Linked DNA regions of Homo sapiens: region 1 is linked to region 2. Evidence: read pairs that join two places in POLR2A ChIA-PET (ENCODE). Cell type or tissue: Panc1. All regions are shown on one strand. Links, peaks and the distances in the headings refer to the core of each region. The heading gives the core; the rest is flanking DNA. Region 1 overlaps TIAM2 (TIAM Rac1 associated GEF 2). Region 2 overlaps TIAM2 (TIAM Rac1 associated GEF 2).

Region 1 (14,745 bases), core at 1-8,000, 230 kb after region 2:
GACAAAATAGATTTACTGGAGTAAGGTACACAGAAAAGGTCCACATATTTTTTGTGTGAAAGCAAAGAAAATAACAAAATGACTTTAAATTATGGAAGATCTCTACTAAAAATACACATCACCTTAGTTTTTCCTTCCTTTTCTTGCTGGTAGACACAAAAATACAATGATCTACCCCATCTCAGGTGTGTGTGTGTGTGTGTGTGTGTGTGTGTGTGTGTAGACAGATACATAGACATATATCTGCCTAACAGTATCTTCAATGCTTTCTAACCCAGCAATAATAATTAGAATCCAAGTTTCAATTATACTTACTCAGCACTTAGGAAAGACCCTGTAAGTGCTCCTCCACGGACTGGGACTCCAGCCTTTTCTGATGGAGACTGTCAACAATCCATCATCCCTGCTAATGGTGGGATGCAGTGTCACAGATAATTTAAACAGCTGTCAGAGCTGAGCAGCTCTTCAGACTTCCATATGGCTCATAAAACGCACATGGGCTCTGTGCCCTTCCCCCTCCCTAGAAAGAGTTGGGAGGAAGGATATGAAGTCAGACAAACTGGGATTCAATCCCAGCTCTATGCTTCAATATCCTCGTGTACAATATGGCTTTCCAATATCCCTTTTGTGTAGCAGAGGGGAGCAAGCACTTGGAAGTACCTAGCACAGCGCCAGATGCAGAAAAGGTATGTAGTAAATGTTGGTAACCATGCCTTTCTTCTCTTCCCTTGAGTTCCTCACCTCTCCCAGCAAGCCGTCTCCCAAATTTCGAGTTCTCCAAAGCAAAAGAGACAAAACTCCACATCAAACTCGGAATACAGAGAACTTACAGATTATCAAACACAGAAATAAGCAGACAGAGATTTTCTGACCTGCTTTCTGGATCGTCTATGGCACACACACCTGCAGGAGCACAGACTAAGCCAGCTGTAGACCCCAAACCTCAGCTGTACTACAGGAGCCATGGGGACTGGTAAGCATCTATGTGCAGAGAAAGCCTGGGTCCTCCAGCCCCAGTTAGGAGGAGCAACAATGTGCCACAGGTAGGGGACAGGTGAGGAGCAGGAGAAGAAGTGAGAGGACGCTCAGAAGCCCGAGCATAATGGCCAGACTTACGAGATGGGAGAAACTGGGCAGGTTACTTAAACTCTCTCACCTCCATCTTCTGAAGTGAGTCTGAACTCACTCTAAGGTCTCTCCCAGTATTTTATGATTTCAATATGATTCTAATGCTACATTGTAAGATTTTAAGATGTCTGTTTTTAGTATTTCTAAAATAGCATCAGAGGATGGGGCATAGTGGCTCACGCCTGTAATCCCAGCACTTTGGGAGCCCGAGTAGGGCGGATCACTTGAGGTCAGGAGTTCGAGACCAGCCTGGCCAATATGGTGAAATCCCATCTCTACTAAAACTACAAAGATTAGCCAGGCATGGTGGCGGGAGCCTGTAGTCCCAGCTACTCGGGAGGCTGATGCAGGAGAATCGCTTGAACCCGGAAGGTAGAGGGTGCAGTGAGCCAAGATCACGCCACTGCACTCCAGCCTGGGCTACAGAGTGAGACTCCGTCTCAAAAAAATAAAATAAAATAAATTTTAAAAAATAAAATAGCATCAGAAATTGCCCTGTGATTAATTCTGTAAGATACCCTATATCTTACAGAATTAGGAATTAATGGGGTTTGGTAAGTTGGTTGGTTGATTTTTGTTTTTAAACCTCACTCCACCCAACACAAAAGTAGCAAATGTGCTTTCTGTAAGACTACATTGAGTCAAAAGCTCAAAAGTGAGAAAAATCAAAATACTGTTAAGGATTATCATTCCCTTCCTGCTCTGTGGACTTACTTTTGCTCAGTGAACTCTCATAGTAAAGAACAGGATAAGAAATGTGGGCCGTACAGTACAAAATGAAATATGACAACGCAAGGGGTGGAGAAAAACAAGGTTTGAACATAAACTGTTTGTAATAAACTGGCCATAAGGAAAGATGAACTCTTTGAAATTGTAGGCTCTATTCAAACACTGTATGTTATTTATTAACTACTCCTTTTTTTCTTTCTATAAAGAAATTCAGTACAGCATCAGCTTTGATATATTTACAATACTTCTCTTGGAGGAAATCCAGAGTCTACATTTGGTCTTAAAAGAAGTTTCTTCCTACATGGAAGCTATCTCAAAAAGCCAAAACACACACTCAGAAAAGCTGAGCCTCTCGTTAACATTTTCCAAGCATACAGTAGCTACGCACCATCTGGCACCCACCAAAACCCCTCCAAAAGTATCAAAAGACTGCCAACGCCTCTCTGCATTTACAAGAATAATTCCTGAAAAAGTGTCTGTTTGCAGAAGAATTTCACTTCCAGTGATATGCTGATCAAAAGTTTACTGTCTCCCCATAAGAGAGTTGACTGGTTTTAGTGACTTGGCCAAATATCAAAATAGCTGTAATTAAATGGAATTGTGAGAGCCAGATGAGGTATAAAAACTGAGGGTGATCCCAAAGGAACTAAAATTATGCTTAGCACATGTTTAAATTATATACCAGTCACAGGGCAAACCATTGTCAGACACTCTGAGGAGAAAAATAGATCAATATGACCGAAGGAAGTGTGCATTGAGACAAGCTGTTTCATTGTTCAGAACTAAGACTGACTGAAGTGATCGTCTAAGTTTTTCAAAATAAATATCTCACACTCAGTTATTTTGCTATGATATGAAAATTGAGAAGCCACAGGATCTCAATACTGTTCATTAGGATTATAAATGGAAACAAACTCATGGAAGGCAGCAGCTATGTAGGTCAGGTCCAAGGGAGAAATTTTCTAATTCAAAAGATAAGCACAGATTAAATGATCGCCTGTCCAAAAGGTCTCCTAACCAGTGTCAATTCCATAACTACCCCTCCACTCCTGAAAGTGAGGAGTTGTAAAGACCCCTAGAGTCTTACAAATTGCATAACCGCCTGAAATATCCTAAGAATCCCTTTGGTTTGGCTTGGTTTTGGTTTTGGTTTTGGTCATTCCATGTTACAGAGGACTCACTCAACATTACCAAGGACTGAAAAGAACAGCTCCTAAATTTAATTTTTTTTTTTTTTGAGACAGAGTTTCACTCTTGTCACCAAGGCTGGAGTGCAATGGCTCGATCTCAGCTCACCACAACCTCCGCCTCCCGGGTTCAAGCGATTCTCCTGCCTCAGCCTCCCGAGTAGCTAGGATTACAGGCGCATGACACCACATTTGGCTAATTTTTGTATTTTTAGTAGAGACAGGTTTCACCATCAGGCCCAGCACTTTGGGAGGCCGAGGCGGGCGGATCACCTGAGGTCAGGAGGTCGAGACCGGCCTGGCCAACATGAGCCACCGCGCCTGGCCTAAATTTAATTTTTGTAAGCTGGGCGCAGTGGCTCATGCCTGTAATCCCAGCACTTTGGGAGGCCGAGGCGGGCGGATCACCTGAGGTTGGGAGGTACCAGCCTGACCAACATGGAGAAACCCCGTCTCTACTAAAAATAGAAAATTAGCCGGGCATGGTGGCGCATGCCTGTAATCCCAGCTACTCGGGAGGCTGAGGCAGGAGAATGGGTTGAACCCAGGAGGCACAGGCTGCAGTGAGCCGAGATCGTGCCATTGCACTCCAGCCTGGGCAACAAGAGCGAAACTCCATCTCAAAAAAATAAATAAATGAAAATTAAAATGGGTTAAATTATTTCAATTCAATTACACATACCAGCTGCACACAAAGATCACAGCCACATCAGTGTTACCCAAACCCTTTACCCCATTTCTTTTCTTACTAGAATTTCCCCAGTTCTACTAGAAATGAGCTGTGGATCTTTTATGAGCTGTTGCTACCATGAAAATCTCAAGCTAATTTATTGCCTACCTATTTATATATCCTAAACATAGCTTCTTATATCAAAAGGCACAACCTCAAAGTCATAAGTCTTCCGCTTAGATTCTTTCCACTCTCTAACAGTCTACAGTTTCAAGAGTATACAGAATCTGGCCAGCCGTGGTGGCTCACGCCTGTAGTGCTAGGACTTCGGGAGGCTGAGGCACACAAATCACTTGAGGCCAGGAATTCAAGACCAAAACCCCATCTCTACTAAAAATACAAAAATTAGCCAGGTGTGGTGGCGGGCGCCTGTAGTCCCAGCTACTCAGGAGACCGAGACACGAGAATGACTTGAACCCAGGAGGTGGAGGTTGCAGTGAGCCGAGATTGCACCACTGCATTCCAGCCTGGGTGACAGAGTGAGACTCAGCCTGGAAAAAGAGAAAAAAAAAAGAGTATACAGAATCAGAGAAAGCTATGGGTGCGAGGGACCTTAGAAATCCTCTCTTCCACTGGATTCACAACTGTATTAGGTCCTTCAGAGGGGCCCAAGGGGCCTTCTGTCCCTTACAACTGCGTAATTAATATAATTTCCATTTCATCCCTTTTGTATATTATATATTTGGGTCTTGGTTTCACGTAAGTCGTAGTTTGGAACAAAGGATTCCTCTGATTTTCAAGAAAATCACTAATACTGCCTGGACCAAGAGGTATATACAAACCCAGACCCTGAGAAGCTGAATGACGTCTACGGATCCACATCTCCACTCAGTATAGACCAACACTGAGCCTCCAGAACACAGTCTCTCCAAATGCGGCCCCAGATCAGCCACAGTGGCAGCATCACCTAGAAACATCATAGAGATGCAAATTATCAGGCCGAACTCAGATCTTCTGAGTCAGGGCCAGGCATGGTGGCTCACACCTGTAATCCTAGAACTTTGGGAGGCCAAGCCAGGCAGACCACCTGAGTTCAGGAGTTCAAGACCAGACTGGGCAACATGGTGAAGCTCTATCTCTACTAAAAATACAAAACCTAGCCAGGCATGGTGGCTCACGGCTGTAGTCTCAGCTACTCAGAAGGCTGAGGTGCAAGAATCGCCCGAACCCTGGAGGTGGAGGCTGCAGTGAGCCAAGATTGTACCACTACACTCCAGCCTCGGTGACAGAGCGAGACCCTGCCTCAAAAAAAAAAAAAAAAAAAAAAAAAAAAGATCTTCTGAGTCAGAAACAGAGGACAGGACCCAGAGATTTATGCGTTAGCAAGCCCTCCAGGTGATTCTGATGCCCTGAAGTTTGAGAACCTCTGTTCTGGAACAATACCTAATGTGCTTTCCATTATGCTCTTCCTCTCCTATTTCAATCCTACAACTCCAAGGCAGTACATGCTAAGCAACTGCCCCAAAACACTGAACCTAACTACAGATTCACCCACTGAAAACACAAACACATCACAGTAAGGTTTCCAAACACTGCTACAGTACAGTCAGCGCATTTTTCTTTTCTCACAATACAAACATCCACATCCAAAAGGGTCAAATAAAAGTTTGAGTTTCAAGGAATAATTCAAGAGAGTGGAATATACGTACATTCCAGACACTGAGCCTCAGAAGAACTGAGTGATGCTGAGAAATTTACTTCCAGCTTCTCTGGGCACACTGCCTGCGGGGTAGCCCTGCTCTGCAAGGAGCAGGTTAAAAAAAAAAAAATTATTTCCAGAAAAGGAAGGTCCCTTAGACTATCAGTGACCACCAGTGAGTACCAAAGAGACAAAACTTGGCAATATTACTAAATGGAGACAGCTCCTTCCAGGAAAACCTGGTTCAGAGACCTGGAAATGAGTAGGAAAGTGACTGTGTTTCACCCCTAGCCTGAGGCAATTGATTTCTCTGTGCCTTATATTTCTTGAGGTTTGAGGTATATGTTCGTCATGTGCACAGGTGATTTTGCTGACTTTCTGCGTAATATATACATAAGAGGCACTATCCGGACTAACCACTAACTGTAAGCCACATCTCAGTGTCATGCTATTTTAGCAAATTTTAAGAATGCCAAATGAGAAATTACAACAAACACAGTTTTCAAGTGTGTCATATTATCATCTATCACACACAGAAATATAAATGTACTTTTATATCTTGAAATTATTCAAGAATTTTCAATGCACTCTATAAATGTTTAGAGATTTTCCTTTAGACAATGGAAAAAGCCATATGATGTATTATTTAAGGTCGACAATTACATATGTACGTGTCCACATATTTCGGAACAACCCACTTGTTGGTTTGCCGAAAATTCCAACTGTTGGCTGCCAACTCTGTACACTCCACGCCTTAGTGAATTTTCTAATGTGATTTATCAAGCTATCAAAATTTAGCTTCAGTGACAGACAGCTTTTCAGAAAATGCCACGCTGCAGTGACATTCTCTTCTCGACACACACCAAGACTCCTGCAATGGCAACCATCCGACGGGCTCAATTTCCTCACACGTTTAGACTAATGGCCAGGGTGAAACTGATGACAGTCTGACTTAGTGACATCCCCAGATTTTTTAAGACAGGTCATTTTAAAATTCCAATTACATGGTAAACTGAAATAGAACTAAGCAAAGTCCTGCCTGTTGGTATCCCTCAGGAAATGGCCTTTATTGAAGAGACAGAAATGCTTTCTCACTAATATTCATTACAAAATGATGTTTTTAAGTAACCTGACATTTTACCTAATCGTTTTCACTGTCAGTATGCTTATAACTAATATATTCAACAAACCTCTTCTTTAGAAACCAGATGTTTTCCTTAAAAATTTCCTTAAGAATGGCGTGAACCCGGGAGGCGGAGCTTGCAGTGAGCCGAGATTGTGCCACTGTACTCCAGCCTGGGCGACAGAGCGAGACTCCCTCTCAAAAAAAAAAAAAGAAAGAAAGAAAGAAAAAGAAAAATGGTTCCTGTCAAACCATGGATCACCCTGAAATAAGAAAACCTGTGCTGCATTTATATGTGACTGGCCTACAAATCTCTTGCCCATCTCTGGCAAGTTAACTAACATGGTTAGATCCTCACAATCCTATGCAAGCCTATGCAAAGGGGCATCATGCAGGGAAAAGAGACGGGAAGAGAGACCTTGACTCCACTCCCCCACACCCTCCACACACTGAATGCCCTACAAGCGCAAGTCTTACTTTATTTAGGGCAGTTTCTCAAAGTACGATCAAAAAGCCAGTAGCAGACCAGCCGCAGTGGCTTACACCTGTAATCCTAGTAGACCAGCCTGAGCAACATGGCAAGACCCTTTCTCCACAAAAAATACAAAAATTGGCCGGGCACAGTGGCTCATGCCTGTAATCCCAACACTTTGGGAGGCCAAGGCAAGTGGATCACTTGAGGTCAAGAGTTTGAGGCCAGCCTGGCCAACATGGTGAAACCTCATCTCTACTAAAAATACAAAAAAATTAGCTGGGTGTGGTGGTGGGCACTTGTAATCCCAGCTACTCAGGAGGCTGAGGCAGGAGAATCGCTTGAACCCGGGAGGTGGAGGTTGTGGTGAGCCGAGATCACGCCACTGCACTCCAGCCTGGGCAACAGAGTAACACTGTGTCTTTTTTTTTTCTTTTTTTTTTTTTTTGGTGGGGGGAGGTGGGGGAGACAGTCTCTAAAAATGTCGCCCAGGCTGATGTGCAATGGCACAATCTCAGCTCACTGCAACCTCCGCCTCCAGGGTTCAAGAGATTCTCCCACCTCAGCCTCCTGTGTATTTGGGATTACAGGCATGCGCCACCACACCCGGTAATTTTTGTATTTTGAGTAGAGACAGGGTTTCACCATGTTGGCTAGGCTGGTCTCGAACTCCTGACCTTGTGATCCACCCACCTCAGCCTCCCAAAGTGCTAGGATTACAGGCATGAGCCACCATGCCCGATCGAGACTCCGATTTGAAAAAAAAAAGTGCCTTGAGCCCTGGGTGTTACTGCAGCTCTGCCACAGGACTTATGTCCTCTGCTGCCCTGATTATAAACATCTTCTTTACTTGTTTGTCCCTACCACTAGAGTGTGGGCAGCATTAGAGTGTATCTGGTTCCCCACTGACCTCAACGTCAGGGACTTGGTAGGCACTCGGTCACTGATCACCAGCTCTGCCGTGGGTCGGCCTCCCATCTGTAAAACTAATCAGGCAGCACTGCCTCCAGGACCCCGGGGGGCTACACGTGGGAGCCTCCCTGCCCTCTACTCCTCGAGGCTCGAGGACCCAGAGGCAGGCGGCTCGATCCAAGAACTAGTCAGTCAGTGGCTCCTCCTTACCCACCCTTTTCTCCAGTGACTTTTTCAAATGATTCAAATTCCTTGAAAGTAAAGAATCTGGCCAGGTGCAGTGGCTCACGCCTGTGATGCCAGCACTTTGGGATGCCGAGGCAGGCAGATCACCTGAGGTCGGGAGTTCAAGACCAGCCTGACCAACATGGTGAAACCCCATTTCTACTAAAAATAGAAAAATTAGCTGGGCGTGGTGGCAGGCGCCTGCAATCCCTCAGGAGGCTGAGGCAGGAGAATCACTTGAACTCGGGAGGCAGAGGTTGCAGTGAGCCGAGATTACACCATTGCACTCCAGCCTAGGCAACAAGAGCAAAACTCCATCTCAAAAAAAAAAAAAAAAGTAAAGAATTCTCACAGTGCCAGGTGAGGTGGCTCACCCCTGTAATCCCAGCACTTTGAGAGGCCAAGGTGGGTGGATCACTTGAGGTCAGAAGTTCAAGACCAGCCTGGCCAACATGGTGAAACCCCGTCTCTAGTAAAAATACAAAAATTAGCCAGGCATGGTGGTGCACACCTGTAGTCCTAGCTACTCAGGAGGCTGAGGCAAGAGGATTGCTTTAACCTAGGAGGTGGAGGTTGCAGTGAGCCGAGATCGTGCCACTGTACTCCAGCCTGGGCAATAGAGCTAGACTCCATCTCAAAAATAAAAAATAAAAAACAAAAACAAAAACAAAAAACTCTCTCAGGGTCTCTCCAAGATTCCTGGCCCTCTGGCATAGCCTGTACTCAGGATGCCTGGCCTGCTTCCAGACGGAATTCCTCATTTTTATTGTGGAAAGACAGGCAGGCCTCCAGGGTGGAGGTGAAAGGGGAAATGAGGGACAAGCTGCTGATGAGCTACTCCTCCCTCCTCAGGCTGCCAGGCTAATTGGAGAGAGCCTTGCCTTGGGCAACCTGACCTCCATTACCATCCTCCAAGCCTTCTACTCTGGTGCAACTGACCATCCACTGGCTCATCATGGGTTACTCCATGACTGCCTTCTGCCTCTTCACATGGGGCAAATGGCTTAAGGTAAGTGAAGGCCTGCCTGGGAAGCTGAGAGGGACTCACTGCAAACTCTGGCAGTGAGGGATGCTCCAGACTGTGTGCCCACCTCAGCGACCTCTCCCCACTCTATAAATCCATCTTGGGCACATCTTCTTTTGGAGCCTACTATATTTACAAAGCAATGGTACCAAAGAAAGAGGAGTTAAAGGTGATGCAATAGTCTATTCGCCTGGTAAGTAAATGTCCTACAGCTAAGCTCAAAATACCAGGTTACATAACAGAGTAACAGACTTGGAAAAAAAGATGGTATTAAGAGGCCGGGCGCAGTGGCTCATGCCTATAATCCCAGCACTTTGGGAGACCGAGGCGGGCAGATCACAAGGTCAGGAGATTGAGGCCATCCTCGCTAACACGGTGAAACCCCGTCTCTACTAAAAGTACAAAAAATGAGCTGGGCGTAGTGGCGGGCGCCTGTAACAAGTCCCAGCTACTCGGGAGGCTGAGGCAGGAGAATCGCGTGAACCCAGGAGGTGGGGGTTGCAGTGAGCCAAGATCATGTCACTGCACTCCAGCCTGGGTGACAGAGCAAGACTCCATCTAAAACAAACAAAAACAGAAAGATGGTATTGGAAATTTGGGGTGAACTCCAAGGATTAGCCTGGCTACTACATACAGAGTATGGGCCTTGACTACTCTGACTTACTGAGGCACACTAGGAAGACTCTGGAAAGACTACAGACCAGGAGCTAGAAGTGACTCTGACCAGCCTTCCAATCAAACATCTTGTCTTGCAGGTAGCCTACAGCAGGACTGGTGCAGAAATTACTCATCACAGCTAGGCACGGTGGCTCATGCCTGTAATCCCAGTACTTTCGGAGGCCGAGGCAGGCAGATCACCTGAGGTCAGGAGTTCAGGACAGCCTGGCCAACAGGGCAAAACCCCATCTCTACTAAAAATACAAAAAGCAAAGGCACTGATAAAAGTCACATAAGTGCAAAACATCTCACACAACAGACTCAACAGAATGCACTTTTCTGGGGGGAGTTGGGAGAGATGGAGTCTCGCTCCGTCAATCTTGGCTCACTGCAACCTCCATCTCCCAGGTTCAGGTGATTCTCCCTGCCTCAGCCTCCTGAGTAGCTGGGAGTACAGGCAGCTGCCACTACACCCAGCTAATTTTTGTATTTTTAGTATAGACAGGGTTTCACCATGTTGGCCTCCTCCCTGCCCCACCGTGGCAGCTGCGGTGGTAGCAGCACATACACAATCACAGTAAATTGGCAGAGGAAACACACAACCGATTCCTGGCTAGAGGGGGAGAGATAAGGCAGTGTGCATGGGGGAGCCGAGAGGGGAGATGTGGGCCCCTCTGCTCCTCCCACAAGAGTGTCCCCTTTGGCCCCGGTGGAGACTTGGCCCACAGCTGAGGCACAGCTGGGAGCGTCGAGTCTTCCACCTCTCTGACTTTTCTGTTCTCTGGGGCCAGGGAGGCTGTGAAAATGGGGACAAGTAATTTCTTTTCTTTTTTGAGACAGAGTCTCACTCTGTTGCCTAGGCTGAAGTGCAGTGGTGTGATCTCGGCTCACTGCAACCTCTGCCTCCCGGGTTCAAGTAATTCTTGTGCCTCAGCCTCTTGGGTAGCTTGGATTACAGGCGTGCACCACTACACCTGGCTCCCTCAAATGTTTAGGTGACCTGCCAAATGGGTAAAAGGTATATTCCACAACAGAATCTAGAGCTGTTAATATCCAATACAATAACCTTGCCACAATTCCACGCTTCGGAAAAAAACGGATCAACCTTTATGTATTTTAACTTTCAGCACTTTGTTATTGATAAAGTCCATTTAGAGAGTCAAATATTTGGCAAAGGGTCTCTCAATCTCATAATCATATTATAATACTTTTAAAAACAATTTCAATGAACACTTCACACATTCTGTCAACCACCATTTAAGAGTGTTCACTAAAGCACCAGGCTGGATATAAAAGTGGTACAAAAATAAAACAAGCATGGCTGGGCTCAGTGGCTCACACCTATAATCCCAACACTTTGGGAGGCCAAGGAGGGCAGATCACCTGAGGTCAAGAGTTCGAGACTAGCCTGGTCAACATGGTGAAACCCTGTCTCTACTAAAAAAAAAACACACACACACAAAACTTAGCTGGATGTGGTGGTGGGTGCCTGTAATCCCAACTACTTGGGAAGCTAAGCCAGGAGAACTGCTCGAACCCTGGAGGCAGAGTTCGCAGTGAGCTGAGATCATACCACTGCACTCCAGCCTGAGCAACAGAACGAAACTCCGTGTCAAAAATAAATAAATAAATAAATAAAACAAGCAAAGCACTCCCTGTGTGATGGAGAAGTCATCAAGAATTAAATATTATATGATGAATGCAACAATTGATATAGACACAAGTACCTAAGAAGCAACTCAGATGGAAGGCTTTTCTGGGTCTCCGTGGATGACTGGGGGTTAACCAGACAGGGAATAATGCAAGGAAAAAAATGACAGAAAGAAATAGAAAACACTTAGTGAACTTTCTCATTTCGTCAGGCCAGGTTCTAAGCATATTATGCTAATTTTATTTTATTTTGAGACGAGGTCTTGCTCTGTCACCCAGGCTGGAGTACAGTGGCGTGATCATGGCTCACTGTTGCCTCGACCTCCTGGGTTCAAACAATCCTCCCATCTCAGCCTCCTTAGTAGCTGGGACTACAGGCATATGCCACTATGCCCAGCTAATTTTTGTATTTTTTTTACAGAGACAGGGTCTTACTATGTTGCCTAGGCTGGTCTCAAATACTTGGCCTCAAGTGATCATCCCGCCTCAGCCGACCAAAGTGCTGGGATTATGGGCGTGAGCCACTACACCCAGCTGTATTATGTTAATTCATTAATTTCTCAATCCTCAAAACAATATTCTAAGAAGGCGCTGCTGTCATCCTTCTTTTAGAGATGAAAATCTTAAGGCACAGAATGCTCTTTACTAGACAACAACAATATAATTTTTTTGAATTTTAAAATAACACAAAATATTGCACTAAAATTCATCACTATATTTTAAAAGCAATGAGAATCCTTCACTTTCACCAGCATAAGGAAAGATTTGCAAGCTTATTTATTAAGCCATTTCCCAAACTACTGACAAAAGAAGCTTCAAAATTCGAGTTTTACATACTGTTCCCAATGCAAAGAAATCACTTAGTAATGGGAACTCATGAAGAACTATGTCCAAAAGGCACATTCAGAAACCTAACCATGAATTTAAAAGAAAGCTTGTAATCCAACACCATGAAAACACAATGAACACTGTAGTCCAGATTCTGTTACTCAATCTACAAACCTCATAAATGAAAACAAAGCAGACCAATTTCCAGCTCGATGGAATGCCTGGAGAGGAGTGGGCCAGGGCCCAGGCCATGTAACATCCAGGAGAGGAAATACATTATACGCTTCTGGCAGGGAACCTTCTCAGGGCACCAGCCTATGTCTGCTGGCGGTAACCATCCGTGGGCATTTTTTTTTCCTTAATGTTATGAAAAAACATTTCACAAAAAATAAAAGCTTTCAAATGCTAGATGATTTTTATTAAGATCCTTTATTTGTTTACAATTAAGGGCATGCTAACCATTGGGTCAGGATAGAAGAGTGGAAGGATCATGTGGTCAGACAGACCTGGATTCAAATCTCAGCTGTGCAATTTCAAACTACGTGAACTTGGGTAAAGGATCCCACAGGTCTCCAACCTTCTCCTTCTAGGTTGTCATATGGGTGAGCAGCCTGGGTGTCATCCTTTACTGGATGTGATTCTCCCTGCCCTCCATTTTCTCAGTCACCAAGTCCACTGCACTTCCTTTATATTTCTGGAATCTTCTTCCATGTCTGTCCCCACTATTCTACTGCCACCACCTTTGATGATCTACACTGTTACCACTGACTTTCTTTCTTCCAGGCTTGCTTCCCTAAATCTACTCACAACAATCTAAAAAGAAACTGGTTTCTTTTTTTGTTTGTTTGTTTGAGATGGGGTCTCGCTCTGTCGCCCAGGCTGGAGTGCAGTGACGCAATCCTGGTTTACTGCAACCTCCACCTCTCGGATTCAAGCAATTCTCGTGCCCCAACCTCCCGAGTAGCTCGGACTACAGATGTGCACCACCACACCCAGCTAATTTTTGTATTTTTAGTAGAGACAGGGTTTCACCATGTTGGCCAGGCTGGTCTTGAACTCCCAACCTCAAGTGATCCCCAGCGTCGGCCTCCCAGAGTACTGGGATTATAGGCGTAAGCCAAGGTGCCTGAACGGAACTGGTTTCAAATGCAAATCTGACCTATCACTCCTCCACCTAAAACTTAAGGAATTTGCTTTTGTGTCACTTAATGTCACTTACTGTTCTCTACTTAAAGTAAGTTCTCTTACTGACCATCGTGTTGAGAGCGTAACAGTTTTTTGGATGCTTTTTTTTTTTTTTTTTTTGCAACAGTTTCCCTCTTGTTGCCCAGGCTGGAGTGCAATGGCGCAATCTCAGCTCACCACAACCTCTGCCTCCCGGGTTCAAGTGATTCTCCTGCTTCAGTTTCCCAAGTAGCTGGGATTACAGGCATGTGCCACCACGCCCACTAATTTTTGTATTTTTAGTAAAGACGGGGTTTCTCCATGTTGGTCAGCTGGTCTTGAACTCCCGACCTCAGGTGATCCGCCCCTTGGCCTCCCAAAGTGCTGGGATTATAGGCGTGAGCCACCGCACCCAGCCCAGCTTAACAGTTCTTAACACATCATAGGGGGCTCACTCGATACATGTTTAACATTGAGGGAGTTGTTTAAGCATGAATTTCTTCCTTATTCCACAAAAGTCTACTTTTTTTAAATTCAGAGGAATAAATGAGATGATGTATGCACAGGCCAAGTAGTCACTGCCACAGCTTCTAACTCCTCTTACTGTTCATTGTTCCAAAGTTTGCAAAGTGCTTTCATGCACTTCAGCTCATTTGATCTTTGTAACAACTCTAAGATTTAAGGAGTTACAAGAGGTTGGGCGCGGTGGCTCACACCTGTAATCCCAGCACTTTGGGAGGCCGAGGCGGGCGGATCACAAGGTCAGGAGTTCAAGACCAACCTGACCAACATGGAGAAACCCCGTCTGTACTAAAAATGCAAAAATTAGCTGGGCATGGTGGCACGTACCTGTAATCCCAGCTACTCGGGAGGCTGAGGCAGGAGAATTGCTTGAACCAGGACCCGGGAGGCAGAAGTTGCAGTGAGCCAAGATGGCACCACAGCACTCCAGCCTGGGCTACAGAGTGAGACTCCGTCTCAAAAAAAAATAAAAAAAGAAGTTACAAGAAACTGAGGCCGGTGACATTTATGGTCTGCAGAAGCAAAGCTAGTTTTCAGACAAACTTAGTGATTCCAAATCCTGAGCTTTTTCATTACGCTTTTCTGTTAGGAGTTCTAACTTCTCCTATAGAAAATAATAAAGAAATAAAAATTATTTTTCCTGGCCAGGAGCGGTGGCTCACGCCTGTAATCCCAGCACTTTGGGAGTCCGAGGCAGGTGGATCACCTGAGGTCAGGAGTTCGAGACCAGCCTGGCCAACATGGCAAAACCCCAT
Region 2 (15,140 bases), core at 3,572-11,571:
AGACCCTACACCATACCCACAAAAATTTCATAAAGGAAAATAAACCAGTGTTTTTCCCACTGGCCTCACTCTAGTTGTTGCTTATTTGTATTCTGTACACTTAAGGGTTATCTGGAAAGCAGTGTCTTTTCTCCTGTAAAGTAAGGTGACAGGCACCACAGCCTGCAGCCTACAGCCTTCACTCCACAGCTCCAAGCAGATTCACCTTTCGCATACCTAGAGCCACAGCTCCCTTCCAACAGGCATGGCAGTAGGACCCTCTCTGGCAGTGAAAACTGCCCCTTTGTCTGAGTGCCATGAAGGGTGTGTGTAGGAATCCAGGTGCATTTGGTTTGGGTACCAGCGGATACACCAGTGCTACTTGGATTCCACCAGTTGGCACTGGATGCCCAGTTGCTTGGAATGCAGCTACTCTGAAGGAAGATACACCCTTATTTGGGATTGTGTTGTAAGATCAAAATCTACAACATTCTAGGAGATGCAATACCATTTTGAATGTGATTACCAGGCCAAGTAGGTGGTGACAGGACCCCTCTTCTTTATGACAAAGGAGGAATGGAGCAAGCCATTGGTATGCTTTCACTGTACTGCACTGACTGTCAATATGTATTGACAAGTACATTGGTATGCTTTCACTGTACTACAGACTGTCAATACAAAGGTGCTTGTGGGCCAGGCGTGGTGGCTCATGCCTATAATCCCAGCACTTTGGGAGGCCTAGATAGGAGGATCACTTGAGGCCAGGAGCTTGAGACCAGCCTGGGCAACACAGTGAGACCCATTTCTACGAACATTTTTACATTTTTAAAATTAATTAATTAAATTTAATTAAAAAGAGGGTGTTTGTGGGAGGAAATGGCAACAGAGTTCAGCAACTGTCTAAAGCAACTGGAGAAGATGGATTTGGGCTGGGTCTTGCTCATTTGAAGCACTCTAAGACCCCACTTTTTAAATGTGGGGCTTTTCTTCTGGGATATCATGACGTTCTGGATTAAAATCCAATGGCAGAGCTGCATCCGTGGACATGAATGAGCACTAAGGGCGTCAGGATAAACCTCCAGATGCCCTCCAGGCCCACGCAGAGAGAAACACCGAAGAGCAACCTTTGGGAAATGTGAGCTCTTTCCAGTTGCACCAGAGAGACTTTACTTTCAGCTGACACACTTCTTGTGAGTTTCGTGGTAGGCTGTTGTGGCTCCTCAGGCTTAAGAAGATTAACAAGGAAAAAAAAAAAAACACCATAGCATGCATTTCTTTCTACTCCCATCTAGGGTTTGGGGTTGCAAGTTTTTAGAGAAAGGAATTTGGCAAGAAAAGAATCCAGATGTAACTGACAGCAAAGTGACACATGGCAAAGCAACATCTCTGCTCTTAGGCATACTTGTTCCCAGCTACTAATTAACTGACAGAAACAGAAACCTTTCCCTTTAATATTTGCCACTGTCAAGGTCAAGGATGGACCTTAATACATCAAAATTGTACTTACTCTCTACTTGTTAAATACAGATTTACCCTTTACTAACAGTTAAAAATGCAAAAAAAAAAAAAAACTATAAAAGGCATAAGCAACTTACCTCGCTCCAGAACCTTCTGTACTTTGATATGGTTAGCACAGAATCCACTGTACAGTTTAAAGTGGTCCGCGTAATAAAGGAAAGAGCCTCCAAGGGAAAACAGTAATTTCTAGAAGGGCAGAGGGGAAAGTCAAATCAGACATGGTTTAATCAATGCGTGCTGGCTTATGGCATTTGACGGCCCCATGGCTTCTGTCAGATTCCATAGCACTAATGCCTTGGAGAAGTTCAAACCTGCTCCATCCACACAGGAGGTGGGGAACAGCCCAGGCGCTCCCCTGGCAGGTATCTAGCTTGACTGCAAAGTTTCCAGCGGCAGAGCCTACTGACAGTGTGCAATCCAAGGACAAGAAACAAAGAAAGTTCTACAAAAATACAGCTGACAAGGTGGGATATAAACAATCTGAGAGAGGTTCACTAATAAAGCCGACTCTGCATTGCTTGGGGAGAGTGATGCTGTCTGTATGGTTCCAGGTCCCCTTGGAGGGGCTTCCTGCCACACTGCGGCTTACACGGATGCTATGGAGCACTGGTGCTTCATAGAAGAGAGGGCTTGAGCCCAGCAATTAGAAACCTATTCTCTTAATCCCAGATCCACATGACCACGGGGAAGAAGGATTGGGCACAGGGTAGGAGCTCTGGTTTCAGAAGCAACCACCTTGGATATCCTTCACAGCAGCTGAGAAAAGAGCACGTACGTGGTCAACAACCAGGCGGGAGGTGCTGCTGGACTTCTGACTACCAAAAGCACCTGCGCCAGGAAAAAAAAATATATACAGCCTTCCTTTACCACCTGACAGAGGAAAACGGTGCAAGGAAATAGTCACAGGACAATAAATAGTCAATAGTCACAGGACAAGAAATTCTTTCTCATGAGAGAATTCTCATGAGAGAAATACGTACCATAGCCACGTATTTTTACTTTAAGCCTAAATCTGAGATACTTACTCTAAACTGTGAGGGGGTTTCTAGGGTGTTAAAGTCAGATGATGCTGAAATCCCATCCTCCAGGGTCTCCAGAAACACCTTCTGAAACTCAAGCATCTCTGGCAAACTTCCAAAAAGTGACTCCATCTATGTGAAGATCAGGATTTGAAATGAGGGGATTAGCCATGAAGTTCAGGACACCACGCTAACTCTTAGGCCCACAAATAAATCACAAGGAAATTCTTCACGGAAAAGCAGACAGAAAGTAAATCCTTTAAGAAGACAGCACATTCATTATGGGATATGGCTTATACATAGAAAGTTTCACAGCTCCATCCCCCATAATTCTCTATTACTACAGTAAATTTTTAAGTGGATGTAAAATTCTCAGAATTCAAATTAAGAAAAATGTAAGTCAGTAGAACTAATTATGTGGTTTCACATTACAAAGGTATGTATTGAAAAGGAATTTCTGATCACACTCTCTTCTACCTCAAAAAGACCATAACCGTCCCTCTGCCTTTGTAAACACTCTGCCACTGGGTCATGCAGCCGAGGCCACAGCAGTGGTTTAGGAGGAGGCTATGCCTGGGACTCTCAGAAGACCGTTAAGTCTTGGGATGTTCTTTTGGGATCAACAGAGATACTCTCATAGGAGTTCTGCTAAAAGGCAAACAGAGACTAACCTGTGGATCACTGGACAGAAGGAAGGTGATTTTATTTACCTCATCTTGGGTAAGAAAGGTCTCATTCTGAAGTGGCTCCAAGTATAATTCAAAGAGGCAGCTCAAATCCTGAAAGAAAATAGAAGAAAGTGTCTTCAACGCTTTAGTCTCCAAAATACCCATGAGATTTGGGTAGCAGCAACCTGGCAGCAGCTCCCAAGGCTCCCATCAGGATAATGAAGTTTATGCCTTGTTGAAATTCTTTTTTTTTTTTTTTTTTTTTTTTTTTTTTTGAGACGGAGTCTTGCTCTGTCACCCAGGCTGGAGTGCAGTGGCATGATCTCAGCTCACTGCAACCTCTGCCTCCTGGGTTCAAGAGATTCCCCTGCCTCAGCCTCCCACATAGCTGGGACTACAGGTGTGCTCCACCACACTCAGCTAATTTTTGTATTTTTAGTAGGGGCAGGGTTTCACCATGTTGGTCAGGCTGGTCTCGAACTCCTGACCTCAGGTGATCCTCCTGCCTTGGCCTCCCAAAGTGCTAGCATTACAGGCGTGAGCCACCACACCCAGCCTTTGTTGAAATTCCTGACCCCAAAAGTAGTGATTATTGCTCACCTAATTCAAAGAGTTTAATATCACAATACAGGCAACAGCTGGATTCCACACCTTTACAGCTCGATCATTCCCTCTGCTTAGGTAAGTGTCTTGGTGACAGAAACACCCTTTCTTCAGGCCACTGCAGCAGGGGCACTCACTTCCCTGCAGAGGAAGGGCGTCTGGGTGGCACTGGTGTCAGGTGCACCCCAGCTCCTGGCCTCTTCTGCCTCAGGGAGCACAGTGAGAGGTCCAGCATGGAGCTGGGAGGGTCAAGTTCTGGGGAGCCCTTCAACTTTGGGGTTGACTGATTCACAGAATCTCAAACTCACATATTCAAAGGCAATAAAAAACTCCCACAGAGCTGCAGCTCTAATGGCTAAACTCTAAGCCATATTTGGCTGTCTTGCAAACGAGGTTCCAGCAGGACAGTATAGTGGGAGTAGACTGCAGTTACAAAACCCATGAGCGAAAGATTTTGTTTAATAATTTGAAGCCAAAGCCAGGCATGGTGTCTCATGCCTGTAATCCCAGCACTTTGGGAGGCAGAGGCGGGTGGATCACCTGAGGTCAGGAGTTCAAGACCAGCCAAGCCAACATGGTGAAACCCTGTTTCTACTAAAAAAAAGAAAAAAAAAAAATAGCTGGGTGTGGTGGCGGGTGCCTGTAGTCCCAGCTACTCAGGAAGCTGAGGCAGGAGAATCTCTTGAACTCAGGAGGTGGAGGTTGCAGTGAGCCAAGATCATGCCACTGCACTCCAGCCTGGGTGACAGAGCGAGACTCCATCTCCAAAATAATAATAATAATAATTTGAAGGCAAGACCAGGATATAGTTCAGTGATAGAAAAGATTTCTCTTTTATTCTGAAGAATTTTGAGTCCTAAAATACTAGAAGCAGTTGACTGCAAAGTCAGCTATAATAACTCCCTCACTTCCCAAGAGGGGAACCTAAGACCCAGAGCTTTATAAAGCCCAAAGCATCCCCAGAACTTTCTGGCCTTAGTTCAGAGAGCAAAAGGCAAGGCCTGTGACACGGATGCTTTCACCATAAAAACCTCCCTGGCCTTCCCTCACCATATTCCACGCCAGACCGCTCAGAGAAGGGAGATGATGGAAGTTACTGAATCATATCTCAGGGAACACATAGATGTCAAAAATTTCAAGGAGCATGCAGGGGATCCAGGTTAAAAAACAACAAGATTCTGTGTTAAACGTCAGCAACAAAAAAGAAATGAAGAAACGGTGGTGTGTGTGTGAATCACAACAGGTGCCAAGTGTGGGTTATTTTGTCCGAGGGTGTTGGGGCCTGGCAGTCATGCCTCACAGGCTGGTGCTGCCTGGGAGGACTTCCTGGACAGCAAAATCAGGTCCGCGCAGAGCTGCGGGGGGCAAAGGGCTGCAACCCAGGGGGGCCCTAAGAAAACAAAGTGCAGGTTTCTTGCAGAGAGAAGGGAGAGTCGGTCCTTGTCTACTTCACCCATGACACCATCTGAGTACTCTGCCAGCCTGTCACTGAAATGACCCTCCCAGTACAGCGTGGCCTAACAGGAAATTCTAACAACACTATTACCAAAAAGGGACATCGATTCTCCTCTCAACTCTGCCCTTAACTCTTGGGGCAAGAGCTCCATGACTATTCTCAAGATGTCAGAAGGGCTCTGAAGCTTCCAAAATATCTACAGCGCCACACAGCGACTTGGAAAAAGGTGACTGTGGAGATGGGATTATTCAGAACTTGAGTCTGAACAGCCTGGCTGTTCACTTCATCTCCACACCCTGGATGCAGGACAAGACATAATGGAAAATGAAACTAAACTGTCATCTCTCCTAACTTTCCTTTCTCCCCTCTGAGGCCAAAAGAAGGGGCTTTGGGAAGCTACCTGTGAATAGGGCCTTAGGTGAAGTCCTGGTAAAACAGCGACATCAACAAAAGGGGGAAGCTCAGATCTGTCTTGCAGAGCAAGGTAATAGCCGCACGTGTGTGCCAAGCCTTAATTCATGGACCCAGCACGTCAGAGTTGGAAGACATTTAGAGAAGGGGGACCGAGTGTCTCAGACCCCAAATAAGGGAGTTGAAGGGGGCCATCCACCATACAGCCAGAGGGAGGCAAAGCCGGGCCTGGACCCTCAGCCCACCGCACCGTGCCGCGCTGCTTCAGTAACTGACAAATGAAGCGAGCTTCAAATGGTACCAAAGCTCCAGGAAACAAAGCAAAAGAACTCTGCTCCCCAGGCTCCAGTATTCTTCATAAAATCTTTCTCAAACCACTGACTGGGGGCTTATGAGATGGATAAATGAATTCTTCGGGTACTCAAGATACTCGGCAACTGCCCCTTCATAATGGTGCAAGGATATTCCCACGTGCTGACCACTCCCCAGTGTGTGCGTCCCAGTTCTACACGATGACAACCACCAGGCAGGGCTGGCCCGGGCCACCGCCAAGACTGTGGGGCCTGGATCAGCCGTCACGTATGTACAGATTGTTCCCAAGTTCCTCATCACCTAAAGTGATCTCTCTCCCCTTATACTAAACCAGTACAGACTCCCTTCCCACAGATTGCAAATGACAAACCAGAACATCTGTTTCCATAGTGAAAGCTACCTTGGTAACAAAATAAGCCAAGGATCTAATTTTTTTCTGAGTCTCCTCAGCTCTTCCACCCTCTCACTCTTCCCCTCCCTTCCTTGAGCAATTCACTGATTCAAGGAGCAGGTGTCCCCCCCTGGGGAGTGGCAGGTGTCCTGGGCAGAGGTGATCTGGGGACCTCTGCCAGCATACCACTTGCCATCATCAAAGAGGCACGAATGCATAAATGCCAGCTCTTCCCTTACCTTCACGTAGGACTTCTCTGTGTCCACAAGCTCCTGGATGACTTTGCGGAGGCGGTCTGCATCAGACAGGTGGCGGGCCAGAGACCTCGGAGGAGGATCCTGATTCTCCCGCGGTCCTTCCATGCCGTTGGCCTGACTGTCGTTAAAACTCCTGCACAGTGCAGTGATCTGCTCAGCACTCTGAGAGAGGACAAGAGGTGGAAAATAATGCACGGGCCTCTCCCTGATAGTATCCGCTGCCCCCAAGGGCACCAAGTGTCTCCGTCTGTGCTCAGCAGGGATCTCAGAGGGGCCTCTGTGTAGGGCAAAGGGTTTCATTCACCTCAAACCCCTCTGGCTATCATTTCGGATCTGAGTAAGGAAGATGTGCGCCCACACTCATGTTCAGTGTTTACACACGAGGCTCTCCATTGTCACATCAGCTGTTAGATGTATCTTTGGACCTGAAATTACAGAGTCATTGCCTAGGGCTAACCCTCTGCAGTCAAGGTGAGGTAGCTCTGAAATCAAGAAGTTATGGCTTTCTAGGGAGCAACAAGAGCAGATGGCCTCAACAGGCCCACCCAGTCCCCTCAATGGTTGGCCTAATCCAGTTTTCCATCTCCCACACAGAACAGCCCGGAGAGACTCAAGAGAGGCACAGCCCAAGAGCAATTACAGGACGACCTGGCCACAGTGGGCCAGGAGTTCTGCCCTCCAGTCTAACCGCTCAGCTCCACAGTCTTGTGGCAAGTAGAATTATGAGTGAGAAACTCTTGAGCTGGTGCACATGCTAGTAATGGAGTAGAAGCAGATGAAGATGGTAACACCCTCACCCTAAAGGGGTGCAGAGCCCTGCAGAGCGCACAGGCAGGGAGCAGAGGACACATAAGGCCTGGCGAGGATGAGAGGCCAGGGATCAACCAGCCCCAGAGGAAACCTCTGCGAGGAGGGAGCTAAGCTGGTCTTAGCAGGGAGCCAGGGCCAGGCCTAGGGAATGTGGGCTCAGAGGAAATACTCGCTCCCAGTCATGGGAAAGGAATCACATAGATGAAGAGACAAGAAGGAACATGACCATCTGGGGGGACCACTGGCCTTTGGCACAAGCTCCTATTCAGACAGAAGCACCATGTGCTTCCGCCTTCTCAAAGACAGCCTATCTGTATCCACCAGACTTTGGCTGGAAAGCCTCACAGGTGAAACGCTTCCACAGTTGCTGGAGCAGGGTCAGATTACAAAGTGTCCTTTTACTTCTCATTCTTTCCATTCCACCCTCACATCTCCACCCCACTTCACCACCTCCCCATCTGGAAGCCCAGTGAGGGCAGGGTGGCTTCTTTCTTTCACATCTCCGCCAGCAGCCAGCTCACTGGCCAGCACAGGAGGTACTCGGCCCACCTCTGCTGCACTGAAATTCTTACTGAACAACGCAGCTGAGTCCCAACACAAATGACTGGCATCCATTAACAGCCAGCAACTTTCTGACTGTCAACTAAAAAACTCTCCTTTTTTCAGCTTAAATGCCTTCATGCCTGACCTCTATCCATCTCTGTCTTGGGTAAGAAGCTGAACTTCTCAGGAGCATCTCTTAATATTCACATAATTCATTTTCTTTCCTTGGATATTGCAGAAAGCTTACACAAGCATGTTGGTCAAACTTGGTAGCCTGATGCATGCTTTTTATACAGTCTGTCTCTTGACAAACTGAAGCACCCCAAAATAAAAAGAGGCCACTCTCAACTGCCCTCTCTGTTCTATGCCCCAACCCCCACCAACACAGTGTTGTCATATGATGGAAATATACAATCCACATTAAAACTCAACATTGATCTCTGGCTAGTCTTTCAGTTCAATTCAGTGGTCATCAATTGAGGGCCTGCTTTTCTCCAAAGAAGTAGAAACAGTTCCTACACAAAGAGGTAAGACTCACCAAGGCTGGAAACCCCAAAGCATAGCCTAAGGCAATCTGGAATCAACAAAGACTTCTGTGGAACAAATGAAGAGTTATAATAAACATTAAATGAATAGAGGCAGCATTTTAGAATCGGTTGTCCAGGAAGGCTTCGGTGAAAGGGTTGTAACATGTCCTGGAGGGAGCCTGCTCCAAGGGAGAACCAGAGAATGTGCCAAAGGTGCAGTGGGAAAAGGAGCCCAGTAACGTTCCAGGCCTACCTCAAGGGGCAAGTAAGGGTGAGACCCTAACAGATGTCTGCCATGGGAACTCCCAGATGGCTGAGCTCCTTCAGTAGAATCGCTTCTCTTTTGAGTCGGGGGCACTGCTGAAAACATAACTGAAAACGTGGAGGCAACTTCAGAGCTGGGTAACAGGCAGAGGTTGGAACAGTTTGGAGGGCTCAGAAGAAGACAGGAAAGTGTGGAAAAGTTTGGAACTTCCTAGAGACTTGTTGAATGGGTTTGACAAAGATGCTGATAGTGAAATGAATAATAAGGTCCAGGCTGAGGTGGTCTCAGATGGAGATGAGGAACTTGTTGGGAACTGGAGCAAAGCTGACCCTTGTTATGTTTTAGCCAACAGCTTGGCGGCATTTTGCCCCTGCCCTAGAGATCTGTGGAACTTTGAACTTGAGAGATGATTTAAGGTATCTGGGAGAAGAAATTTCTAAACAGCAAAGCATTCAAGATGTGACTTGAGTGCTGGTAAAGGCATTCAGCCTTATAGAGGAGGCAGAGCATAAAACTTTGGAAAATTTGTAGCCTGACAATGCAATAGCAAAGAAAATCCCATTTTCTGAAGAGAAATCTAAGCTGGCTGCAGACATTTGCATAAGTAAAGAGGGACTGAATGTTAATCCCCAAGACAATGATGAAAATGTCTCCAGGGCATGTCAGAGGTCTTGGCAGCCCTTCCCATCACAGGCCTGGAGGCCTAGGAGGAAAAAGTGGTTTCCTGGGCCAAGCCCAGGGTCCCCATGCTGTGTTCCGCCCAGGGAATTGGTGCCCTGAGTCCCAGCCACTCCAACCATGGCTGAAAGGAGCCAACACAGAGCTTGAGCCATGGCTTCAGAGGGTGCAAGTCTCAAGCCTTGACAGCTTCCATGTGGTGTTGAGCCTGCCAGTGCACATAAGTCCAAGAATTGGGGTTTCAGAACCTCCACCTAGATTTCAGAGAATGTATGGAAATGCCTGGATGTCCAGGCAGAAGTTTGCTGCAGGGGCAGGGCTCTCATGGAGAACCTCCACTAGGGCAGTGCAGAAGGGAAATGTGGGGTTGGAGCCCCACACAGAGTCCCTACTGGGGCACCGCCTAGTGGAGTTGTGAGAAGAGGGCCACCATCCTCCAGAGCCCAGATCCACTGACATCTTGCACCCTGTGCCTGGCAAAGCTGTAGATACTCAACACCAGCCTGTGAAGGCAGCCAGGAGGGAGGCTATATCCTTTAAAGCCACAGGGACAGAGCTACCCAAGACCATGAGAACCCACCTCTTGCATCAGTGTGACCTGGATGTGAGACATGGAGTCAAAGGAGATCATTTTGGAGCTTTAAGATTTCACTGTCCTGCTGGATTTCGGAATTGCATGGGGCCTGGAGCCCCTTTATTTTGGCCAATTTCTCCCATTTGGAATGGCTGTATTTACCCAATGCCTGTACCCCCATTGTATCTAGAAAGTAACTAACTTGCTTTTGATTTTACAGGCTCATAGGTGGAAGGGACTTGCCTTCTCTGGGATGAGATTTTAGACTGTAGACCTTTCAGTTAATGCTGAAATGAGTTGAGACTTTGGGGGACTGTTGGGAAGGCATGATTGGTTTTCAAATGTGAAGATATGAGATTTGGGAGGGGCCAGGGCAAAATGGTATGGTTTGGCTCTGTGTCCCCACCTAAATCCCATCTTGTAGCTCCCATAAATAATTCTCATGTATTGTGGGAGGGGCCCAGTGGGAGATGATTGAATCATGGGGGTGGGCCTTTCCCATGCTGTTCTTGTAATAGTGAATAGATCTCACAAGATCTGATGATTTTAAAAACAGGAGTTTCTCTGCACAAGCTCTCTTTGCCTGCTGCCATCCACGTAAGATATGACTTGCTCTTTTATTTTATTTTTTTGAGACAGAGTCTTGCTCTGTCACCCAGGCTGGAGTGCAGTGGCACGATCTCAGCTCACTGCAACCTCTGCCTCCCGGGTGCAAGCAATTCTCCTGCCTCAGCCTCCCAAGTAGCTGGGATTACAAGTGCCCACCACCACACCTGGCTAATTTTTGTATTTTTAGTAGAGATGGGGTTTTGCCATGTTGGCCAGGCTGGTCTTAAACTCCTGACCTCAGGTGATCTGCCCACCTCAGCCTCCCAAAGTGCTGGGATTACAGGCATGAGCCACCATGCCTGGCTGTCATGGGTGTTTCTTAAAAAAACTCCCCCAGGTGTTGCTAATGTGTGGCCTGCATGAGAACTGCTGGTCTACTCTTCATACAGCTCGCGTTCTGCTTGGATTTCTGGGAGTGGTGCTGGCTCCAGTGGGATCACCTGTCCCAGGGTCCCCACTGAGGTATGTGGACAGAGCTCACGGGCTACAGGAAATTGACGGAATCACAGCCATGACTCTGGTGTTCTGGTTGTGGCCTCCTATGAAGTGAGCTAAAATGTTCACGATGATAATACTCGGACTCCAAGACTCACTGATTTGAAATCTCTGTACTGGGATTTGCACCACAAGCTCAGACAATATAATTCTGCAGTCCTGAAAACTAACAGTTCCCAGGGCTATAGAATCTATATTAAGCTTGAATATACTGTATAAAATAAGATCTGATAAAATACATCATAAGTTAAATGGCATCTGGTGAGATTATGGCTTTGCTTCACTGGGATGTCAAAAATCACACCTAACAATGCAGTGTTAAAGTAACGAGATCTTACAAATAAAGTATCTTGCCATTTTAGAAAAACAGAATTCACTTTATGAACTTTTCTGGTAAGATTAACTCCCAAAAAGTGAATGTTAGCTGAGATTTTTCATAGCAGATTTACTTCTTAAAGTACCACAATTAAGTGTTCAAGTGCTAGAAAGCCACCTTTTGTACACTTAACATTTTAGCTGTTGTCTAAGGGAGTTGGTGAGGATTACTTGGGACCAAAAGGAGGCAGGGCCCCCAAAAGGAGAAGAGTAATTATAAGTGTGTCTTTTCAGATTGTAGCTGAAGGAGTCACTTGGGTGATTACATTTCAGTTCACCCACTGTTCGTGATGTTTACAAACATTAGAGGGACATTCTGGGTGAACCTGATCAGCACTTTATAGGAATAGTGATTATCTGGGCTGGGATATCTTCACATGCATATATGGTGATAGGCCTGAAAAGCACAGATGAGAGTCAGAAGGCCTGGGCTGCAGTCCAGGCTCAACCCCCAGCCTTCTGTGCACTCCTGGGCAAGTCTCGATTCTAAGTCTTCAGTGTCCTTCCTGATGAAAAGGCAGCAGGAATGCCTATTCCATCAAGTAACTGCTAAAATTGCCGTTTGGGTCAAGAAGAAAAGGAAACTCGTGTTTGCCGAGCAGCTGCTGTGCACAAGGCACAGTTGGGAGGTTTCTCACAGAACATGCCAGCATTGCAGCTTTACCATGACTCTCCAGGGCTTTCCAGCTGAGGGGCAAGGAGGCTTCAGCGAGACCTTAAATGGCACAGGGCCCGTTCCCCTCTCTAGCTCTGCTCCATCTCTAGCTCTGTTCCCCTCTCTAGCTGTGCTCTGTCTCTAGCTGTGCTCCATCTCTAGCTGTGCTCCGTCTCTAGCTCTGTTCCCCTCTCTAGCTGTCCGCACAGCCCCTGCCACTCCCAGGTATTTAGCAGAGCACAGGCAAAGCAATCTAGTTCCTCACGCCTCCTGCTGCCTCTGCCTCCCATGTGGTCAGGGCTCTCCTGGCCCCAGGTGTTCTAGGGATGCAGCCACCTGCCTCTGGAGACCACCTCTGCTTAGAGAGGCAGAAACAGCTCATATGCAGACAACTGGGACATCTATTGAGCCTATTCCACCCCCACCCCAGGAATGCTGCTTTAAAAGCAAAAGACTGGTCTGGCACAGTGGCTCATGCCTGTAATCCCAACACTTTAGGAGAATGAGGCAGGTGGATCACTTGAGCCCAGGAGTTCAAGACCAGCCTGAACAACATAAGGGAAACCCATCGCTACAAAAGATAAAAAAAAATTAGCCGGCCATGGTGGCACACGCCTATGGTCCCAGCTACTCAGAAGGCTAAGTCAGGAGGATGGCTTGAGCCCAGGAGGTCAAGACTATCCTGGACAACATAGGGAAACCCATCTTTACAAAAGATAAAAAGATTAGCTGGCTGTGGTGGCACATGCCTGTGGTCCCAGCCACTAACGATGCTGAGGCAGGAGTTCAAGGTTACAGTGAGTTATGATGACACCACTGAGTGACAGAGTGAGGCTCTATCTCTAAAAGTAAATAAATAAAAGCAAAAGACAGATGATCATAACTTAGGGCTGGGAGTGTGAGGATTCAGTGGCCTAACAGGATGTGCATATGCAGAATAAAAAACACGGGCACTTGAAATGGGGGCCTCAGATTGGTTTTTTCCAGTTTGTAGCAATCAATGCTACAAACTTGGGTCCATCACAGGCCTCAGCTTTCATAAAAGAGCATGAAACCAATATTTTCTTTAAGAAGTCATAAAAAGATTAAATAAAAACATTTTTTCCAAAAATTATGCTATCTGGAAAAGCAATGATATTGAACCCCAACCCCCCCCCAAAAAAAATTTTCTCTCAAATTGTTTTTGTTTTGTTTTTTTGAGACAGGGTCTCACTCTGCCACCCAGGCTGGAGTGCTGTGGTACAATCATAGCTCACTGCAGCCTCAAACTCCTGAAATTAAGCAACCCTCCCACCTCAGCCTCCTAAGCAGCTGGAACTCCAGGCGCATGCCACCATACCCAGCTAATTCTTTTGATTTTTAGTAGAGAAGGGAGGGTCTCACTATGTTGCCCAGGCTGGTCTCAAACTCCTGAACTCCAGCGATCCTCCCACCAAACTGCTGGGATTATAGGCGTGAGCCACCATGCCGGGCCTTTAGTTCAGGTTTTTAATGTTATACTAAGGTTGATCCCTGCTTGAAAATGATTTTATCTTATTTATAGATGAGGAGCATCCCACTCAAGAGCTCTGAATTCAGGCAGACGTCTAAGCAGTTATTTGTGTTTTAATGTATGGATAAGGACATTTTCTTGTCTATTTTCAAGGAGCCCATAAACCCATTTCTTAGGAGTGGCAAGAAAACTGCTTAGGACGATCAAGCAGCTCGCCCAGACCCTCTTTGACGGTCTTTGAAGGACAGAGTCTTTGTCAAACCAAGCTCTGAGTCACTCAGATGAACCTTCTAACCTGGGTTCAGTGCAATACTTTTCATTAGAAAAATACCATGATGGCCTCCTCTTGATGACAGTTTGTGAAATCTGTTCCCTTGATCACAACAACTTTGATATTCTCTTTTGTCTTATTCAGAGACATCACAGCCTGAGGCCTTTCAACTTTCCTGTGCGTTTTGGAATCTTTAAACTACTACGGGGTAGGTACATCACATTACCCAGAACTATTTCAAGACTATGCCTGAAATTTTGTAGCTACTGCATGAAATACGTGGCAGGAGTCCACTGCATCAGAAGCTGAGCTACGTGCCCGCCTTTCCTGGCTCAGGGTGCAGCTGTGGCCTCATTTAGGGATTCTGGGTACTGCAAACTCTTGTCAAAGGCACCTGTTTGTGTTGCTTGGGCTCAGAAAACACTTTCAGTCTAAGAAAAAAGGTTTAAAAGTGCTGCGTAATTTGGGGTAATGTGGCATACAGAAACAAGGATGAAGGACAGCATTTGCAGTGTGTACTACATTTCAATTCCTGCTTTAGAGGAAAAGTATGTTGGGGGAGGATCCGTAACAGACGTAACCAACATAGAAAGCTACTAGGAAAGAGACTGCCACGCTGTTCGGTGAGCTGGTCCCGTCACTTTGCAGTATGATCTTTCGGCAGATCCCTGGCGGGAGATCCCTCTCCCTCCGCATGCCGACCCACTCTGTGTTGAGCCATAGGCCTGGACTGAATCCTGACCCACTCTGTGCTGAGCCATCAGCCTGGACTGAATCCAAGTCTCATGTCCTCAGAGTTTCCCCAAACCAGGACATCAGTCAGAAGAACTAGGGTTCTGCTGCTCCTCCTGCACCGAAATAGAATGCTAGAAAAAATACAAAATACATTTAGGCCTGGGACAAACGGTCAGTTATCCTTAAGGAAAGTCAAGCCCCAGAAAGGGTGTGGTTTATATGGTTTGCGTTCTCATACACTGAGCACTTACAATATTCCCAGTTCATTGTCTGGAAGGCATGGGGAGGCTGCACTACTAAATAATCTCAGAGCGCAATGACACTGTCAGCTGTCATATTCAAGCAAATTCATTAAGTCAGAAAAGTTCCCTTTAGGAAAACGGGAAAAAAAAAACACTAAAAATTGCACGAAGGACTTTTTCTCAACTCACTCTGAACTTCGTAAAAGTCACTGTCTAACTTACAGAAAGATCTAGTATTATCCCCAAATATCACTG

The links. ChIA-PET counts read pairs that join two places held together with the same protein. Peaks named below come from ENCODE experiments on the same cell type or tissue, not always from the same donor. Only the 100,000 strongest peaks of a DNase experiment are listed, where the experiment ranks them.
Region 1: POLR2A ChIA-PET joins it to region 2 with 10 read pairs; 3 of 35 experiments call an interaction of 5 or more read pairs at or near these places.

The regions. Positions count from the first base shown.
Region 1 is chr6:154,999,394-155,014,138 of GRCh38, reverse strand. The region is part of intron 1 of TIAM2 (TIAM Rac1 associated GEF 2); the gene reads right to left. It also overlaps the pseudogene LOC100421330. Among named protein-coding and RNA genes, the nearest start is that of TIAM2, 11 kb to the right of the region's middle. In Panc1, for the core only: no CTCF peak of the experiment used is centred there; no DNase peak of the experiment used is centred there; H3K4me3 peaks cover 505 bases; H3K27ac peaks cover 2,539 bases.
Region 2 is chr6:155,232,166-155,247,305 of GRCh38, reverse strand. TIAM2 (TIAM Rac1 associated GEF 2) reads right to left here. Exons shown (of 27, transcript NM_012454.4): 16 at 6,597-6,776; 17 at 3,227-3,295; 18 at 2,523-2,648; 19 at 1,575-1,683. It also overlaps a transcript of TFB1M not described here. Among named protein-coding and RNA genes, the nearest start is that of CLDN20, 24 kb to the left of the region's middle. In Panc1, for the core only: no CTCF peak of the experiment used is centred there; no DNase peak of the experiment used is centred there; H3K27ac peaks cover 6,256 bases.